2 separate regions of the Mus musculus genome follow, and region 1 is linked to region 2. Evidence: chromatin loops called from intact Hi-C (ENCODE). Cell type or tissue: left cerebral cortex. All regions are shown on one strand. Links, peaks and the distances in the headings refer to the core of each region. The heading gives the core; the rest is flanking DNA. Region 1 overlaps Gm40388 (a long non-coding RNA gene). Region 2 holds the start of Ahr (aryl-hydrocarbon receptor).

Region 1 (9,667 bases), core at 1,223-9,222, 200 kb before region 2:
TGCTTAGCTCTTCCCTGTTATGCCTGGGGTCATTTCCCAAGAAACCACATATGTATTTGAAAGTTTGTCTCAGCATCTATTGAACCAATTTAAGTAAACACTGGATTTTGTTTTTACCCAGTACCTAAAAGAAATCGTTTTCTAAATTAAAAGGCTTATGGTTAAAGTGCTTGTGGTGGTCAGTTTTAATGGTCAGAAGGACACAATCTGGAATTACCTGGGAAGGGAGTCTCAGCAAGGGACTGTCTAGATCATGTTGGCATATAAATGTCAGTGGAAGGGGATTATCTTTTTTTTTTTTATTTTTTTTTATTTTTTTTTCCATTTTTTATTAGGTATTTAACTCATTTACATTTCCAATGCTATACCAAAAGTCCCCCATATCCACCCACCCCCACTCCCCTGCCCACCCACTCCCCCTTTTTGGCCCTGGTATTCCCCTGTACTGGGGCATATAAAGTTTGCAAGTCCAATGGGCCTCTCTTTCCAGTGATGGCCGACTAGGCCATCTTTTGATATATATGCAGCTAGAGTCAAGAGCTCCGGGGTACTGGTTAGCTCATAATGTTGTTCCACCTATAGGGTTGCAGATCCCTTTAGCTCCTTGGCTACTTTCTCTAGCTCCTCCATTGGGAGCCCTATGATCCATCCATTAGCTGACTGTGAGCATCCACTTCTGTGTTTGCTGGGACCCGGCATAGTCTCACAAGAGACAGCTACATCTGCGTCCTTTCAATAAAATCTTGCTAGTGTATGCAATGGTGTCAGTGTTTGGATGCTGATTATGGGGTGGATCCCTGGCTATGGCAGTCTCTACATGGTCCATCCTTTCATCTCAGCTCCAAACTCCGTCTCTGTAACTCCTTCCATGGGTGTTTTGTTCCCAAATCTAAGGAGGGGCATAGTGTCCACACTTCAGTCTTCATTCTCCTTGAGTTTCATGTGTTTAGCAAATTATATCTTATATCTTGGGTATCCTAGGTTTGGGGCTAATATCCACTTATCAGTGAATACATATTGTGTGAGTTTCTTTGTGAATGTGTTACCTCACTCAGGATGATGCCCTCCAGGTCCATCCATTTGGCTAGGAATTTCATAAATTCATTCTTTTTAATAGCTGAGTAGTACTCCATTGTGTAGATGTACCACATTTTCTGTATCCATTCCTCTGTTGAGGGGCATCTAGGTTCTTTCCAGCTTCTGGCTATTATAAATAAGGCTGCTATGAACATAGTGGAGCATGTGTGGAAGGGGATTATCTTGATTGCATTAATTAAGGTGGGAGGACCTACCCACTATGTGTGGCTCCCTTCCTTAGCCAAGGGATTCCGGATTGCATGAATGGAGGAAGAGTGCTGAATCCTACCATGCATGTGTTAATTAATTGCTTGCTGCCTGCGACTGTGAACATAGTGTGACTACCTGCTTCATGTTCCTGCTATCGTGACTTTGCTGCAACAATGGATTTGTGAGTCCAAGAAGCCCTTTCTCCCTTAAGTTGTTTTATCACATAGTATTTAATCTCAGCAATAGGAAACAGAGTGATGACAGAGATCTGATGCTATCTATTTCACCTCTGGTCAGACTTTGATTTGGGGAGAGTAACAGTTGGTTACGACCTTATGACCTTATGGCGAGCGTCCATGATTTGTGGAACTCTGTTTCCAGGCATAACATGGCTGTTGCAATCTTGAAACCAGAACAACTGTGATTATCTGCATGGGACTCTCATACTCTCTTGTACCTATTAATATCTTCTTTTGGAAGGAAAGGAAGATTTATCAGATATGTACCTGTACCTCCTCTCCCTTAGTTACATGTACCTTGCCTCAGTTGCACAAGGTCTTAGGAAGTGCTAAAGTCATAGGAGTGGTGGGAATTTAGGTGGTTGGTGACTCAGTGGTGTATTCCTTCCAAGATTATGTTTTTTATTATTTATTTATTTATTTATTTATTTATTTATTTATTGCTGCTGCTGCCCAAGCCACACTTGCTTCTATAGGGAACCCCAGTAAACTCATTGGTTCACCAAGCTGGACTTAGATGAATATTTTCTGTAATTTGTATTCTCTATTTGGAGTGAAAAGTACTAAATTCTCAAGGAAAAGCGATCCAACACTAGGAGGGTCTCTCATCCAGGACCAAACTCAGGTGAGCATAGCTATAGTGAATGCTGAATGCTGCCATTGGACCTTGTATTCTATGTGTGCATGGCAGTTGATGTGTGGGTTTGTGTGATGTGAAATTTCTTGTCCTGAGTGTTGGGGGAATGCAGTGCCATGATAGTAAGAAACTTACATCTGGCAGCTGTCAGAAAAACCATGTCCCCTGATATGTATATTACAATCAACAAATATGGACACTACATGAATATTTACATTGAAATTAACATCAGGTCTTTGAAGTGGAGAGAGAAAAAAATTTCTTGTTCATGTGTTCACCACCAAAAGAAACCATTTAATATTAATTAGAATAGATGAAATGACATAATTTAGGAAGTTGGAATAGCTAGTGACTCATAAATTTTTATTAGATATTTTCTTTATTTACATTTCAAATGTTATCCCCTTTCCTGGTTTCCCTTTCCAAAACCCCCTATCCCTTCCCCCCTTACCCTGCTCACCAACCCACCCATTCCCACTTCCTGGCCCTGGAAGTCCCCTATATTGGGACATATAACCATCACAGGATCAAGGGCCTCTCCTCCCACTGATGACTGACTACGTATGCAGCTAGAGTCATGAGTCCCACCGTGTGTTTTCTTTGGTTGGTGGTTTAGTCCCAGGGAGCTCTGGGGGTACTGATTAGTTCATATGGTTGTTCCTCCTATGGGGCTGCCAACCCCTTCAGCTCCTTAGGTCCTTTCTCTAGCTCCTTCATTGGGGACCCTGTGCTCTGTCCAATGGATGGCTATGAGCATACACTTATGTATTTGTCAGGCACTGGCAGAGCCTCTCAGTACACAGTGTTATATCAGGCTCCTGTCAGCAAGCTCTCATTGGTATCCCCTATAGTATCTGGTTTTGGTGGTTGTTTATGGGATGGATCCCTAGGTGGGGCAGTCTCTAGATGTTCCTTCCTTCAGTCTCTGCTTCACACTTTGTCTCTGAAACTCCTTCCATGGATATTTTGTTCCCCCTTCTAAGAAGGATTGACTTATCCACCCTTTGGTCTTCCTTCTGAGCTTCTGGGCTAATATCCACTTATCAGTGAGTGCATATCATGTGTGTTCTTTTGTGATTGGGTTACCTCACTCAGGATGATGCCCTCCAGGTCCATCCATTTGCCTAGGAATTTCATAAATTCATTTTTTAAAATAGCTGAGTAGTACTCCATTGTGTAAATGTACCGCATTTTCTGTATCCATTCCTCTGTTGAGGGGCATCTGGGTTCTTTCCAGCTTCTGGTTATTATAAATAAGGCTGCTATGAACATAGTGGAGCATGTGTCCTTATTACATGTTGGAGCATATTCTGGGTATATGCCCAGGAGTAGTATTGCTGGATGCTCTGTAGTACTATGTCCAATTTTCTGAGGAACTCTTACAGCCCTCTACAGTGGAAAAGGACATTTAGTTATGTTCTGAGCTATGAATATTCATTGGAAATTGTTACCAGTGTAGCTAAAGGCCGTGTCTCCAGGTACACTGTTACAAAGATGCTTGATGGTGAGGAATCCTGCTTTATTCTCTGTTATTCCTGCTATCAAGGCTTACTCCTTACAAAATGGAGTGACATAAAACTCTCAATAACTTCAATTTCCAGGAAGAGTCTCAACGTAAAATCCCTTTGTCTCAACTAAGAGATTTATTTTATTTTATTGGATTAAGATGCATTTTTGCTCTTCCTGATAAGAACATAGCTTATAAACGTTATGCAGTTTTATGTAAAGTGAACCTTACAGCAGTGGCATCAGAGTTTTTTTTTTTTTAATCCACATAAACATGTGGATTCATAGTCTTACATGATGTTGATCACAAGAGATAAGGATACCAAAAGCAGCGTAAAAACAACTGGAACAAAGGATCTGATTAGAAATGACAGTTGTTTGGAAGTTTAATTTTGTAGGACAAAGGCTAGCTTTTGAGTGTTTATTTTAGGGTTGAGGAGTTTACATTATAGAGGTATTCACATCTCCATTCCTTTCATTTGGCCATGACACACTTCCTGGATATTTCAAGCCTCTCTGTTTTGCAAGATGACTTTGCATTCTGAAGAGGTTTCCTGCTTGATTTAATTCCATCAACTGATTACCATGGAAACTCCTGGTGTCGTTTCCTCTTCCTGGAAGGAGACATTGACTCTGTTTCAAATAGAAATTTTGGCACAGAAAATAGAATACGTTTCATAAAGTAAACTGTGTATCCACAGGAATGCCTTTCAGAGTGACCTTCTGGGAGGAGAAGAGTCACACACATATCACCACTGAACTACAAAGATAGTGCTATGGTCAGTTAGCAGCATAGTCCACATCAAAACAAAGCCACACCCAAAAGGTTTAATTTCATTAAGGAAGGACTTGACAACAATCCTTTGTTTTATATTAGCTAAATTAACTATAAACAAAACAACCAATTATATAACATCCCTAACATTTTGCAAGAGTCAATCAATTTAAATTTCTCCATAATACAAAGATCCAATCTACATTTTGCCATAGATTTTATGTTTAAAGGGCATTTTCAAGCTTTTATGCATGTGTTGGACATACTGAGCCATTCTATTGGAACCTGCTCTCTGAGACAAGGATCACACTCAGACTTTCTCTGCTCACCTTCAGCTATTTTGACATAGAATGTAGACAGGAATAGTCAGTTATAGTCATGAGAAAGAGTGGCATTTGTGTTTATTATGCTTACTGAAGCCGTGTGTGTGTGTGTGTGTGTGTGTGTGTGTATGCATGTATTATCATTAAATGTCTAAACAAAGATGACAAGCAGATCCTTATATTTATGCATATTGTATATAGACATGTGGCAATCAGAAGTATTGATAGAAAAAATCAGCAAGCATTGAGAGAAAAACCTATAGATTTAGACAACAGCTTCAATAATATTAATTTATATTTTTACAGGACCTTTCTTTCTGAAAGACTTAGATTTTCGGTTAATGTTTGAAAACCATTGAATTATAGTTAAATATTTACACCTAAGCATATAGTTGAGGTCTATTTTCCTAAGACATAAAAAGGGAGTGGAATAAAATTGTGGCTTCTTGCAAGCTTACTGGCAGAAGATGAATAGGTTCCTTTAGATAACTTGAAATTTCACTATGGGGAACTGTTAGTTATGATTCTTTCATTAAGCAGAGACAATTGGAAAACATTATTGTCTTTTCTCATAGTCAAATGTCTATAAGACCTTAAAAAGCTTTATTAAAAATTCATACACATAGCACTTCCTAAAAGGAGTGTGCTTTCAGCAGATCTAGGAATAGCAATAAAATAATTTCATATATCCTGAATATTGAAGTTAAGATATTTCAAAGTGCTGACAATAATTGTAGGGGATCTGTTTTGATCATTGAAAGGAGAGGGGCATGTGATAACTGCAAGTTCACTGTAGCTGTAGCTGTAGCTGCTTTCTCAAAGCTTGCACAAGCTGTTGGAATATCTCCTGATGACAAAGCACTAAAGAGCTCTGGTCTCTACCACGTGCTGCTTATGGTCAGTGTGCCTGACTCCAGGTGCTGGGTGTAACTAAAGCTTCACAGCAGACGCCTTTCAAGTTCAAACACATGCACTGTGCAAATTGCATTCAGACCTATTTCTGGAATCTTTTTTTGTTTGTTTGTTTGTTTGTTTGTTTGTTTTTACCCCAACTCCCACCATCCTGTAAATGAGAGTTTGAATGCATCGTATTGAATGATGCATGGAAGAGTTCTCTGCCTGCAGCTTTTGGTCATAAGACATTTGGAAAAATGATTATGATCTAAACATTGACTAATATGTTTAGCTGAAGAATCTTAACTTTATGACCCCCTTAACCTAAATTATGATTTTCATATTATTTTTGGACCCTTCAATATACTAATACATTTCTCTCTTACCCTCTGTTCCTCGCCCCCATTCCGGTTTCTTTTAACTCTCCTCTACTCCTTTTCTCATCCCTTGACTCTTCAGTTACCCTGTGAGTTTTGAGGAGGTGGGGAGATTTTCCATGACACATTTTTGTCATTTAAACATAAGCCACTGAAGCACAGATTATTGTCTCTCTCTCCCTATAATATACAAACATGACCATGGCTTAATAACCAGACTCATACCAATGCAGTGAGCCTTGTATTAGTCATAGAGGATTTAGCCAAAATGAGTATACTGTGACATGGCAGTTCTGATTCTGGTTGATGTGAGGGCAGAATAGAGCGTAGTTGTCTCAATAGGTCAAAACCCTTCCATCCATGCTGTATTAATAAGATAGTGAGAAATAAAAAAAAATCCATCAGCTGGAGTTAAAAATCTGTATTCATATAATTTCTACTTTAACACATCAGAGATTAGTGTGTTGTGAAAGACCATCTTTTCTATCCTCTCCCTGGTCTTCTCTGTCCTCTATCATGGCTTCCAATCCTTTACTCTTTTCCTTTCTTTGTTTTTCAAACTTTTCCAGCCATGCATCAAATACCTTAATTGTTAACTTAAATATTGGTAGTGCCACTGTTTTTTCACACTTATGTTGAGAATTTTAGAACACATTGAAGCTGAAATTAGCAATGATGCTTCAAGTTTTTTTTTTTTTAAGAAAACTAAAAATCATTTTGTATTTGCTATACAACATGATTTATTTCTGGATGTAACTAGGAGCCCATGGAGTCAATAGCTACTATGCGATGTAAATTTGCAAGCATTTGGGCACCTGAGCATCCATTCCCAGCCACCTTTGCCATACACATCTGTGTAAGAATTAATTACAGTAGAACGGAAGGGCAGATTAGACCTTACTTACTGTTCCTTTGCTGGTGGTGGGATAATAGATGGGACAAGAATGGAAACAAGATCCTTTGGCCTCCTGTGGTAGAAAAACCCATGAGTCAGAGGCTCTGAGTTTTCTCTTACTAATCCCCTTCCCTTTCTCAGCACTGTGAAACTTTTACTTCATCATGTGACAGCCAACAGCCTAGTCTGTCACAGCAAAATTTTTCTCTGCATCTCAATTCTGACCAATATGGCGATGTATACTGCCCATGGTAACTGGGAGGAATTTAAAGCTGCTCAGGTTAAAACAATCCCAATATTTTTATATTCTCTACCTGACACACTGCTTTAGATGTTCCCCCACACAAATCTATATCTGATAGAGAGCAGAGTGTTGGATCCCCTAGAACTGCACTTAGATATGCTGTCAGTTACCCATGTGGGTGTTAGGAATCCAGCCTGTGTCCTCTAGAAGAACAAGTGCGTTTGACAGCTAAGCCAAATCTCCAGCCATTAGGAACCTCTTCTTAGCTGCGAGCTCTCCTCACAGCACCTGTAAACATTAGCACAAGTCATACATGAACCAAATTTAAACTATTAGTGTTAGATTATTTCAATGTCTTATAAGTTTTCTACATAGTTTTATCTGCCTTATAAGCTAATAGACCTTGAAATTAGTTGGTGGGTGATCTAGAAAAAATAACTTGCATGGATGCAAAATCATCCTTTGCTAAATCATTTCCTCTCTTACAACACAACACAAATATTTCTTAATTTAACTGAATTTACATGAATATTAGTCAGGGTTCTCTCTCTCTCCCTTTCTGTCTCTCTCCACACACACATGTATTTTATTTTATGGATATGAGTACTTGCTTTTATATATACATTGCATCATGCATATTTATAGATACACATATTTACACACACACACACACACACACACACACACACACACACACACACACACAGGGATTTATAACCATGGTTTACAGGCTATGGTCCAGCTGCTCAAACAATGGCTGTTTACCAATGGACGATCTAATAACCCAGTAGTTGTTCCATTCTCAAGGCTGGATGCACAACTGGTCTTCAGTATGAGCCAGAGTCTTGAAAAAGTAGGCTCTATTGCCAGTGAAGGAATAGACTTGCCAGTGATAGCAAGAGCAAGCAAGCAAAGACAGCAAGCTTACTTCTTCCATGTCTCATATATAGGTTGCCGCTAGAAAGGCATGGCCCAAATTAATGGTGGATTTTCTCACCTCAAAAGATCTACACTAAGGGTGGGTCTTCCCATTTCAGATGATCTAAACAAGAAAAATCCCTCAGAAGTATACTTAGCCATTTGGGTTTTAGTTAATTCCAGATGTGCTTAAGTTGACAACCAACAATAGTCGTTACAGCATGACTTTTATTTAACTTTTCTAAAAGAGATGTAACACTGGAACTATGTTATGGAATCTAAGTATAATTATGGATAATAAGCAAGGGGAGAATACAATGAGCTTTCTAATTGTCTATGTTGTAGGAGAGTGAGGCAGGATACCTTTGGACATCCAAAGGGAAGACTTCAATAAATATTGAAGACAATGACTATTCATTCACTGGAATAGTTGATTAAGGACAATGTAATAACATTAAGCTTCAAAGCTGTCAAAGGCATCCAGCCAGCCCTTTAATATGGCTGTGTGGAGGAGGTTAGCGAACAGACAGGTGCAAGTGTTCCTTAGATCTATGCAGTCTGTGGCTTTACTGGGACCAGTGAGTTCTGTCACTACTCTGAAAAACCAAGAGGTTGACTTTTTCTTTATCATTGACGACACTCTGGTAATGGCACCCAACAACACACCCTTTGGATATTGTGACCTCAGTTGGATTTAGTCAAATAAAACACCTTTCCACCCGAGCTCCCGACTATGTGTTTCGGGTACTCATGATCTTGTTTTATGTACAACCCAGTCTTACTTCCCAACACAATGTGCCGTGGCCATGACTGGCAAACATGCTGTGGTTCTAGCCCTAGAAATTTTGCTCAGCTGTGAATGGTAAGTCTTCCCCTACCCTCTCAGGTATACATTCCTTTTGATTTGATTCAGATTGATTGATGGCACATGATTAATACTAGGGAAAAAAGGGAACAGATATTACGATGTAGTGGTCAGTGGGAAAGCTTTGAAATCAAACAACTTTTCACACAGCACCGGGGACGGAATCAAGGTTTGCACTTACTAGGCAGATATTGCAGCACTGAGCTAGACGCTAGCTCCCAAGTTTATATCTGATTTCAATCACTTTCCATTTATCTTGGCTAGGTTAACATATCAGTCTAGTTTTTCCCCAACTAAATGAATATGGTAAATTGGTATAAATATGTTTGTAGATACTTTAAAGTTTGACTGCACTTTATCATTTGTGTTAATAAGGTCACCACTGCTGTGATGAAGCACCATGACCGAAGCACCGTGACCAAAGCAAATCGGTAGAGGAAAGGATTTATTTGGTTTATGCTTCCGGATCATTATTGAAGGAAGTCAGGATAGGAACTCAAACAGGGCTGGAACCTGGGGACAGGAGCTGCTGCAGGAGGATGTTCCTTACTGATTTGCTTCATAAGCAAGGGTTAGCTTGCTCACCCGGCTTTTTTTTTTTTAAATAGAACCCAGGCCCACCAGACCAAGGGTCTGTTCACCCACAATGGGCTAAGACCTCCCTCATCAATCACTAATTTAAAAAATGCCCTTGGGAACACTTCTTT
Region 2 (9,667 bases), core at 455-8,454:
CTCATGATCGCTTTCCTAGTTTCAACATGTGTAAAAATCAAAATCTAGAGCATACATCTAGAGAAAACATGGTATTTGCCTTCTGTGTCTGCCATGCTTAACACGGCAGCCTCCAGTTCCACTTGTTTACCTGCAAATGCCATGATTTCAGTTTTATTCAGAGTCCCATAAAATGCCATTGTGTAGACGCACTACATTTTATTTATCCATCCATAGGTTGATGTGAATCTAGTCTGGGTCCACTTCTCACTTGTTTTGAATGAAGGGCTATCAGGTATGTGCGCAGGAGAATAGCAGGTCATCTTGTGGATCTGTTTTTAATTTGTTGAGAAACTCTATACAGAGTTCCACAGTGGCTGGACCAGTTTACAACCACCCACAGTGATGCGGGTTCTTCTTCCTCCACAGCCTGGGCACCATTTGTTGTTCTTAGTTTTCTCGCTATCCTTTTCCTTGCTGTTGTGTATCCTCTCTTCTGATCTCTTTCTCAAATCTATAAAACACATCAGACTTCATCTCTATCTCTTCATGTCCAGCATCACCTACCTGACTCCCAAAATTCACTTCTCTGCCTCTATTCTTTGGTGGTTAACAGCGACCTTCCCTCTTCCTTTATCATCTCTGCTGTCTCTTTTCTCTCATCCCCATGGCTGTGCCATTGGTCTTGCAGCTGGTCGATTTCATCAATTTCCCAGCGATTCTCTCTTCCATCTGTTTTGTTCCTGAGTAACAGAATTTCCACCTTTTCCCACAGTGACTTTCCCAAGAAAGATGGAACATCATCTTCCAAATTACGCCTTTAAAAGCTCTCTGTTGTCTGCAGAATGAGACCCAATTTCTTCATTAAATCTTTATGATTTGTTCCTAGATTATCTTTTTTTTTTTTTTTCTTTTTCCTCCCATCAGCTCTACCGTACTACTAACAGAAACTCAGGTCTCTGGTCATAGTCTCAGTACCTACCCTCCAATTTCTCATGCTCTCAGCACTCCTGTGCTTCTTTCCTTCTCATCTTCCTGAAGTCTGATGGAGGAAACGATGTTTTATTGTCTTCTGTAGACATAAAATAAATGTGGGAGGGAAAAGGATTATAAAACTCGTAGCCTTCAAGACAACTAACTTTGCAGGGCATTTTTGAAGTTTTCCCCTTAGAATGCTCTCCAGTCGCAGTTATTTATCTACCAGCTCAATGTAAAATCTTTGTCAAAAATTAGATGACTCAACTCTAGGATGAGCTAAGCTCTTTGCCTGGTAAATCTTGATGTCTGGGTTACAAGGAATTTGCCTAGGCATAATGTGGCCTCACACCCCTTTTGAGGCTGGAAAACAGGTACTGGGCGAACACCACCCCACCCCCAGAACCTCGGACTGCAAGAAGTGTTGGGAGTCACTACGTCCTGCGTCATCACGTGCTGCGAAGAGGGTGGGGCCCTCCTGGGAACCGTGAGGGGCGGGGCCGAGCAGGTGGGGCGGGGCTGGAGCCCGGGGCGGAGCTGCGCGGGGTCGCGGCTGCGGAGGAGCGGGCTCGCGGCGGGCGGCAGCGTGTGTGTGCGCTCCCTTTGACGCTCGGTGCCCCACGCGTGTCCCGGAGAGGCTCAGCCCGGAGCGACCCGGAGGACGAACTGGTGGACGGACTCGGGGGTGGCTGCCAGGCAGGGTTGTGAGCGACGCCGCGGCACAGCGCGGGAGCCGGGAAGCCCTAGAGCACTGCGGCCCCTCCTGACCCTCGGGACCGGGCGCGGCTAGCGTGCGGGTTTCTCCTCCGCGGCCAGCTCGGGCAGCCCGAGTCTCCTCTGTCGCCCGCACCTGCGCGTCGCGGTCGTCCCGCCCTCGGCGGCGGCTCACCTGGGCGCAGCGCGGGCAGGGCGCCGCCTCCGGGACGCAGGTGGAGCGGGCAGGGCGCGGGCACCATGAGCAGCGGCGCCAACATCACCTATGCCAGCCGCAAGCGGCGCAAGCCGGTGCAGAAAACGTGAGTGACGGCGGGCAGGCGCGCTCCGAGGGTGCGGGAGGTCCCCACGCGTGCCGCCATCCAGGAGCTGAGTCTCAACCAATGCGTTAAAAAAAAAAAAATCCTGCTTTCAGGCACCTGCACCTTTACTGCTCAGCGACCTTCCCTGGCTGGTTCGTTGACAGCTCTGACCTACCTAGTGCCGCTCTAGCTTAGTTAGTTAAGCTTGCCTGGAAATCCTCCACTCTAGATCTCCGCTGCCGTGAGCTTTAGGGGACACGGAGGATAAGTAGACAGCTCACTGAGGTGAGATGTTGGGCAGAGCTAAACACGTGTTGTCTTGAAGGAGGGGACCTGTGCCTTTGAAGGAATGTCTTTCTGTTCTTAGCGCCTAGCTTTCTGTTTTGCTCTCTCATTTACTTCCTAGGCAGCAGTTCTGCAGGGCTCGGTGTAGGCGCAGAATTGATAGCAGGTTGGAGTGTGCAGTGGACAGGTGCCCTGGCAGCTTGGTGGCATTCTTAGCCACTCTTTGGTGCAGTTTTCTTCCTCCTTTTGGAGTGCTTTTGGGTCTGTAAAATTTTAAATCATTAAGAAGAGGAAAAAGAACTAGACTGACTTCTAAGTTATTTCTACTCTCTACCTGTAGTTCATTTCCCCTTGCTTTTTTTTTTTTTTTTTTTTTTTTTTTTTTTTTTTTTTTGCCAATTCTGACAGAGATTACAGGCTTTGGTCTTTATTTCCATGGGCTATTTGTATGAGATGGGAGATTTTTTTTCCCCCCTCAGAAAAGAGATTCATGATTGAGACAGGGTTCCATTTAGGAGTTGTCTGTATTGATGCATTCATTCATAATTACCTTGGAGTTTCCACATCTCACCATTTGTTATTTTTTTAAAAAAATAAATTATTTTAGGAACACTTTCAGGCAATCAGTAGTGTGTGTTTTGCTTGAAACATGACAGCTATCACCAAGTGAACCAAAAAAAGAAAACAAAAACAACAAAAAAACCAACTTAAGATTTATACACTGTTTACAAATAGTTACTAGCTTAGAAGTTGGGTTATTTGTGGATTTTAATTCCCCTTAAGAATTTCAACTGTCCTAGTTCCTCAAATCTTGACTTACAAATTAATATTGAGAGGAGATGTCCATGTGTAAATAGTTTGATCAGAATTTGGAAGTTTTATGGTTGGTACACTTTAAAGGACGCAAATGTCGTTGACTCAGCAGTTTTCTACCCCGGCAGTTCTTTGGACCCTGGCTTTCAGTGCTTTAGTATTTTGTAGGACGGTTTCTTTTTGTTAAAACATGTTTGCTCAATTTGACTTTGTTCCTGGCAGTTACAGTTTCCGAGGCTTTCAAGTGCTTGTTCCCTGTTTTCATTAATAGTAATACTAACTCAGTATGAGATGAAAAATCTCAGGTATTATGTACATGGGCATAAAACTTGGAGCTCCGCTTGAGTGTCTAAGTCTAAGTAACTGATTTTCCTTATGTTATTTAAGGACATAAACTGCTTTCTATACAAAGGTCACCATCTTAAATGTTATTCATTATAACGGCGAGTGCTCTTAGTTTCTAGTTAATATAGAGAGCTTCCTTTTTAACACGACAACACTTCCTTTTAGATTAAGTTACACCTTTTATTATATTGTCTCACTATTTGCATTTGATAATTTCGGACAACTAAACTGTTGTCCCCACGAACTTATATTTTATTTTATTTGGTCCTTGACTTCTGTTTATCAGATCTGTACTGAACACCTTTAATCAACTCTGAGCCTTCAAATGCCTTAAAGGTCACCAGCTTGCTTTGTCGAAGACTTTAGTGCTGGCACTTAGGTCCTTTAGTGAAAGTACTTACGTTGTCCCCCCTGAACAGAAAATAGTGAGCTGTATAATCACATAATCAAAGTTCACCCTTAACAACCAGGTCACCAAGCTTTAGTATGAGTCTTTAAGTTAAACTACTTAGCCTGTGTGCAATGAGGCCCCAAATACCTCAATTTCAGGAAAAAACACAAGTGTTGACTGTGCTTTCTAATTTAATTAACTTGTACCCTTTAAGGTATAGCTGTTTTATACGGAGCATACCCATTGTAATTCTAGTGTCGAAAAATGTCATATTTAAATATACAGTTCCGTGAAAATTTGGAGTAAAGTGGGTGACATGATTTTAACCCGAAGTTCTTTCAGTCTTCAAATGAGGATCTAGATGCAAAATAAGCCCCCTCTAGTGGCCGGTCCCACCATGACAGTTATCTGTAGAAGGAAATCAGTTTGAAATGTGTTCAATTCCATCCAAGGACAGTGTTTTGTATACACTACACTGTGAATAGCTGTTTCCTCCTTCTTCAGTGCAATGAAAGTTAGGAAATTAAGAGATCCTAAGCAGCCTTGCATCTAGCCCATATCCTCATCTTCAAAGGCAGAATGTCAAAGACCAACCTGGGAATAGAATCTTCTGGGATGTGTCTGTTTCCACTTAAATCCTGTTCTTGCTTATTCTCTTTGGAGAGGAAAATGTTGTGTGCAGTTGTTTAGTTATTCAGTCTCATGAAAATGGCTGAGCAAAGCAGAAGATGGAACAATCTACTCTGGTGATTAAAACTTGAAATATATTTTGAAGCTTTATTAAGACAGAAAAGGTCTTACTTACTGCTACTGGTAGTTTAGGATTGCTAGCAAACAGCAGATGCTCAATCAATAAAACCTGCAGCTGTGGTGGTATTCAAGCCAGCCGTAGCAAGGCTCTCATGATCTGCTGCTAAGTACACACCAATATCAATTTTTACCTTGTTAGTATTCAGGAATGCTGAAGTAATATAGAAGCCCTTCACTCTATTAAAACGTTGTGAGCCCCATCTGTATAACAAAACTTTACTAATCATTTTGTTACAGTACACAATACTAAATTTTCCGCAGATCTACAGTATGGGGCCCTTTGCTAGACAGCACCTGACATGAAAGGACTTTGCAGCTACCGTACTATTTTTCATTTTCTCTCAGATAGCAATAGTGAGAGGGCATCTATGCCGAGGCTGTGGATGTGCCTCATGCTCACCCATGGATGTGTCTAACACAAGGGCTCACATCAAACTGAACGAAAGAAGCAACAGATTCAAACTAAAGGGTGAGGCCTAGTTTCTGTTACTGTTGTTTTTCTGTATTAAAATTCTCTTTTTCATACAATATATTTTGACCGTATTCTTTCTCCTCCTTCAACTCCTCCTAGGCCCTCCCTTCTACTCTCCCCACACCATTTCCTGTTCTTTCTCTCTCCCTTTCCTGGTCAAGTTTTTGTTTTGTTTTGTTTTATTTTGTTTTGTTTTTTGTTTTTACTAGCAGGGCAGTCTCCTCCACTGCTGTTCTTACAACTAAACTAGGAAAGCAGAAGGTCAAGTAAACCCGAAGGCTGCTGGAGACCCAGTGGAGGCCTAGTCTTTAACTACTGCTGGTTATGTGTTGCAGGCCTGACAGACAGACACTGCCGGATCTTATTTTCCCCAGCAGAGACCAGTACAGTCTCCTTCCTGTGTTTAGTTAACACCATTACTTAGGAGTGAGCACTACGCAGGTCTTTAACAGTATTCTACTTCTAAACTCTTTAAAAACTGTTTCTTTGGCAGTGTCATATAGCAAAATTTGCTCTTATTCCCCAATATATACTGATAGGATCATTGAACACAGAATTTTCCATACATAGTTTAGTCTCCTTTCTGTAATAGTACTATGGAAATAATGTTATCATTTCTGGCTCAGGCCACTGGGACCTAAGGTTCACATTCAAAGTTGATTCAGGTAATAAGTGGAAAACTGGACTTTGGTTATTGCATCTCTAGTTGTTGGCTCTAAAGCCTTATGTTCTTAACTACAGTGCAGGACTGTCTAGATGAACAGGTTAATCAGAGTGCATGATGGCCCCTGTCCTGGGCATTGCCACTTGTCCACTGCACCTTCTTTAATGACACTGAGGCTGAAACAGTTGACTGCCATTTCAGGACTCAGTCTGTGCCAGCCCATCTCCTGCTTTTGTATTCATGTCTTTTTTCTTAGAGTCCTTCCAGCCCCCATTTCCCTGCACACATCTCCCTGTGAAGCACTTTGAACAACTGCATGTTGTTCTGTTGACTAACTCCAGGATTTTCCTTTCGAGGGCACATTCTGTCACTTCTAGCATTTCTGCAATTTACCTGGTGTTTCAGAGAATCGTCTGGAGGTCTGTAAACTCTTATATAAATGTGTCATTTCCATAGGACAGACCTCTTTAGGTGGAATTTGGGGGGGCAAGGGTTTATATACTTCTAAGGATGAGCCGAATGTTACAGTCAGATATAGTGTCAAATTAGATTATAAATTTTTTTGTGACTTACATTCACATTGTTTGTCAAAGAGACATGTCTGTATCCACGTATTTTACATAAAAATATTACCAAGTGATGGGAATGGTTGAGCTGGTATATTGTGACTGTGTTTGTGTGCAGTAGTCGGATTTTATGCTGCCTGTATTGACTTACGTTGTCTAATACTTTTCAGCTTCTTAGTTTGTTCTTTCTCTTGTTCAGAATTAAATTCCTGTAAACTGTGTACACATTTTAAAAGTCAGTGCCACACAGTACCTGCCACCTTGCCCACAGTGTGCTGGGCATTGTCTTTGGTGCGTCCTGTGAGGAAGTCAACTTTCCATCTCTCCCGGGTTTGCTTCATCTCTTCCTGGCCTCAGAGTTTTAGGTTAAATATGCTTTCAGCCTTTCATTGTTTTTGACTATGTCAATGTCTTTGCTGCCGAGCTAAGTAATATTCTGTGATTGTATTTCCCTGCCACTGAAATATATCGGTAATTTACACCATTTTCCATCTTAATTGTCTTTTTCATGTGGGTACAGTGTCTTAGGTGTGTGAAAGACAGGATTTCTGCCGTTGTGTTTCCCTTTATTTCTGAAGGAGGGGTAGTTGCAGAAAGTATTGTATTTTGTCATCATGAATCCAGAATGTCTTGCTTCTGTTTAACACCCGCGTCTCTAGGAACACTTGCTAAACCACCTACATCACTGAGCAGCGTATTATACTTGCTTGCCTCCCTATAGAATAGGTTTGGTCCTGGTAAGAGAATCAGAACTGCTGCATTTGTTTTTGCAGGGACCAGAGCTTCCTGCATAGTAAGTATTTGAGGTTTACTAAATTACCAGTTGATTATCCTAAAAAAAGAACATGCCTCTGCTTAAGAAATAGGAAGATGAAACATTCACCCTAATCTTTTCAGGATCACCGCAGAATCATTATTTCTAGACCTATTTAATCTTCCTGGCTTTTTAAATACGTGGTTCTTGTGTGAGCACCTGCTGTTTACACATAAATCTCTCCTTGATGAAAGCCAACAGGACAGTAGAGAGTCCATCACAGCCAGAGAGCAGCAACAAGACACTGGCAAGAGTCTGACTCGGTGGGACTTCCAGGTAGACGTCTCAGACTGTTCTGTGATGCTTTTTGTCTCATCTAGGGAGTTAGAACGTCAAGCTGAACTTAGCTTGGCAGTGAGATTCATCTTTATGCCATGTATCACCCTTATTATTTCAAATCAAGCGCGTAGTTTATGATGAGTAGCATTTGAAATTCTCATTCAGAGATCAATGCCCTTGCACCAGAGCTGGGGGAACAAATGGAATTAAGAGTTGGGTGAATTCTCTGTTCTCTTCATCTTGAAATTATTCCCCCACCGTGTGTGTGCGTGTGTGTGTGTGTGTGTGTGTGTGTGTGTAAGTGTGCACATGGATTGTACGTGTATGCAAATGCACTCGGAGGCCAGAGTCAAGTCTTCTTCACTTGCTTCCCCTTTTAAAAAAACAAAACAAAAAAAACCCCAAAAAGTAATGTTTTAATTCTTTGAGAATTTGATACAGTGTATTTTGATCATATTCATTCCTTCTCCAACCCCCTCCAGGTCCTCCCCACCTCCACCCTCCCAACACCCCTCGTCCCTCCCCCTCTCTGTATGTATGTGTATGCTTGTGTATTCAATTTTAATATCTGTTCTTTACATCCCAACCACATTTTCCTCCACCTCCACTCCTCCCAGCCCCTCCCCACACCTCTCTTCCCTAGACCCATTCCTCCATTTCCCTTCCAAGAAAAAAAGAAAAATCAGGCCTCCCATGGATCTCAACCCAGCATGGCATAAGAAATTGCAATAAGGCTAGGCACAAACCCTCATTCATATCAAGTCTGAACAAGACGGCCCAGTAGGAAGAAAAGGATCCCAAGTGCAGACAAAAGAGTCAGAGACACCCCTTACTCCCTTGTTAGGAGTCCCCTGAGAACAGCAAGCTACACAACCATAAAGTATATGCAGAGGTCCTAGCTCAGACCCATATAGGGTCTGTGGTTGTTGTTTCAGCCTCTGAGAGCCCCTGTGAGTCCTTAATTGATTCTGTGGTCAGTGTTCTCATGGTGTCTTTGACCCCTCTGGCTCCTACAATCCTCCCAGTTTTCTTCAGGGTTGCCCTGGCTTCACCTAGTGTTTGGCTCATCTAGCTTTTTTGGCCAAGACTCCTGGGTGTGTGTCTTTCCATTGTAGAAAACTTGATTTTCTTTCTCCCAGCAGCAATCAAGTAACAATAGCATCTCGGGGTAGAGGTAGGATTTCATGTTGTCCTCTCCTCCCTGCTAGGCCTTTGTCTGGCTTGCTCTTTCATAGGACTTGTGCATGTTGTCGCACTCTCTGTGGGTTGATATGTCCTCTGTCCTGTTATGTCTGAAGTCATCCACTGCCTTTGGCTCTCAGGATATGTCTGTCCCTTCTTTCACATAGATCCCTGAGCCATGAGGGGAAGGCACTGTTGTAAACATCCCAACTAGGGTCGAGCACACTCCTTCCTCTCCTTCTTCTTGCTGCACGTTTGCCACTTGTGGGTGTGTCCGTTCTTGGCTATCTCCTACAAAAAGGAGCTTCTGTGGCGAGAGTTGAGCAACGCACTTATCAGTGGGTGGAGCAATAAGTCATTAGGAGTCATTTTATTGCTGTGTCCATTTAAGAGCATAATAGCAATAGGTTTTCCCCTGGGATCCTATCTAGCCACAGGTTCTTGGGCTCGATCTTGTGTCAGGAACAGGCCATCTCATAGAGCAGGTCTGAAATCCAATCCAGAAGAGATTATCAGTGGTTCTGTATTGAGGTCATAAAAGTAACTGTGATAACAGCGTAGTTAATCTTACTTAGTCTGCGTGAGAAGACTAACTCAAATCTTTAAGGGGAATTAAGGAAGTGGAAATTTGAGAATCTGTGCTTACCTGCAATATGTAAATGATTAACTAGGTAAGTCACTCAGCATTACAATTTCAAAAGCCAAATGCATGCTTACTAGTAGTTTTTCTAGGTAAAATTTGCTTTAAAATCGTTTTTTTTTTTAACTTAAAGGCTCTTTCAGTATGAAAATACCTATTTTTTTTTTTTTTTTTGGACAGCTCAGTGGTTTTAGTATATTTTTGCATGAATGCTATGGATTTCTTGGTATTTTTTGGCAGTGTTTGGTATTATCTCATAGTTATTTCATAGTTGTGCTGGTGAGAAAAAGAAAAGTTGGGTAGCAGTATAGTAGAGGGGTTTATTGAGAATTACTTCATGTTTCGTCGGTAGAGCAGTCCCTGAGGGGACGTTTTAATGTTAGACACTTTTGCTCTGTTTTCTAAAGGTTTTCCTTATTCTTTGTTTTTCAGAGTA

What was found. Hi-C counts contacts between places; a loop is a spot of excess contacts. Peaks named below come from ENCODE experiments on the same cell type or tissue, not always from the same donor. Only the 100,000 strongest peaks of a DNase experiment are listed, where the experiment ranks them.
Region 1: a loop joins it to region 2, with 2.8 times the contacts of the local background. A loop is called at or near these places in 5 of 42 quality-filtered maps.

What each region holds. Positions count from the first base shown.
Region 1 is chr12:35,731,180-35,740,846 of GRCm38, reverse strand. The region is part of intron 1 of Gm40388 (a long non-coding RNA gene); the gene reads left to right. Among named protein-coding and RNA genes, the nearest start is that of Gm40388, 11 kb to the left of the region's middle. In left cerebral cortex, for the core only: no CTCF peak of the experiment used is centred there; a DNase peak (open chromatin) is centred at 4,236.
Region 2 is chr12:35,526,865-35,536,531 of GRCm38, reverse strand. Ahr (aryl-hydrocarbon receptor) reads left to right here and starts at 1,543. Exons shown (of 11, transcript NM_013464.4): 1 at 1,543-1,970; 2 at 9,664-9,667. The coding sequence starts at 1,909. In left cerebral cortex, for the core only: CTCF peaks have their summits at 1,902 and 4,188 (motif pointing left); DNase peaks (open chromatin) are centred at 1,403, 1,994, 2,267 and 4,191; H3K4me3 peaks cover 2,178 bases; H3K27ac peaks cover 1,259 bases.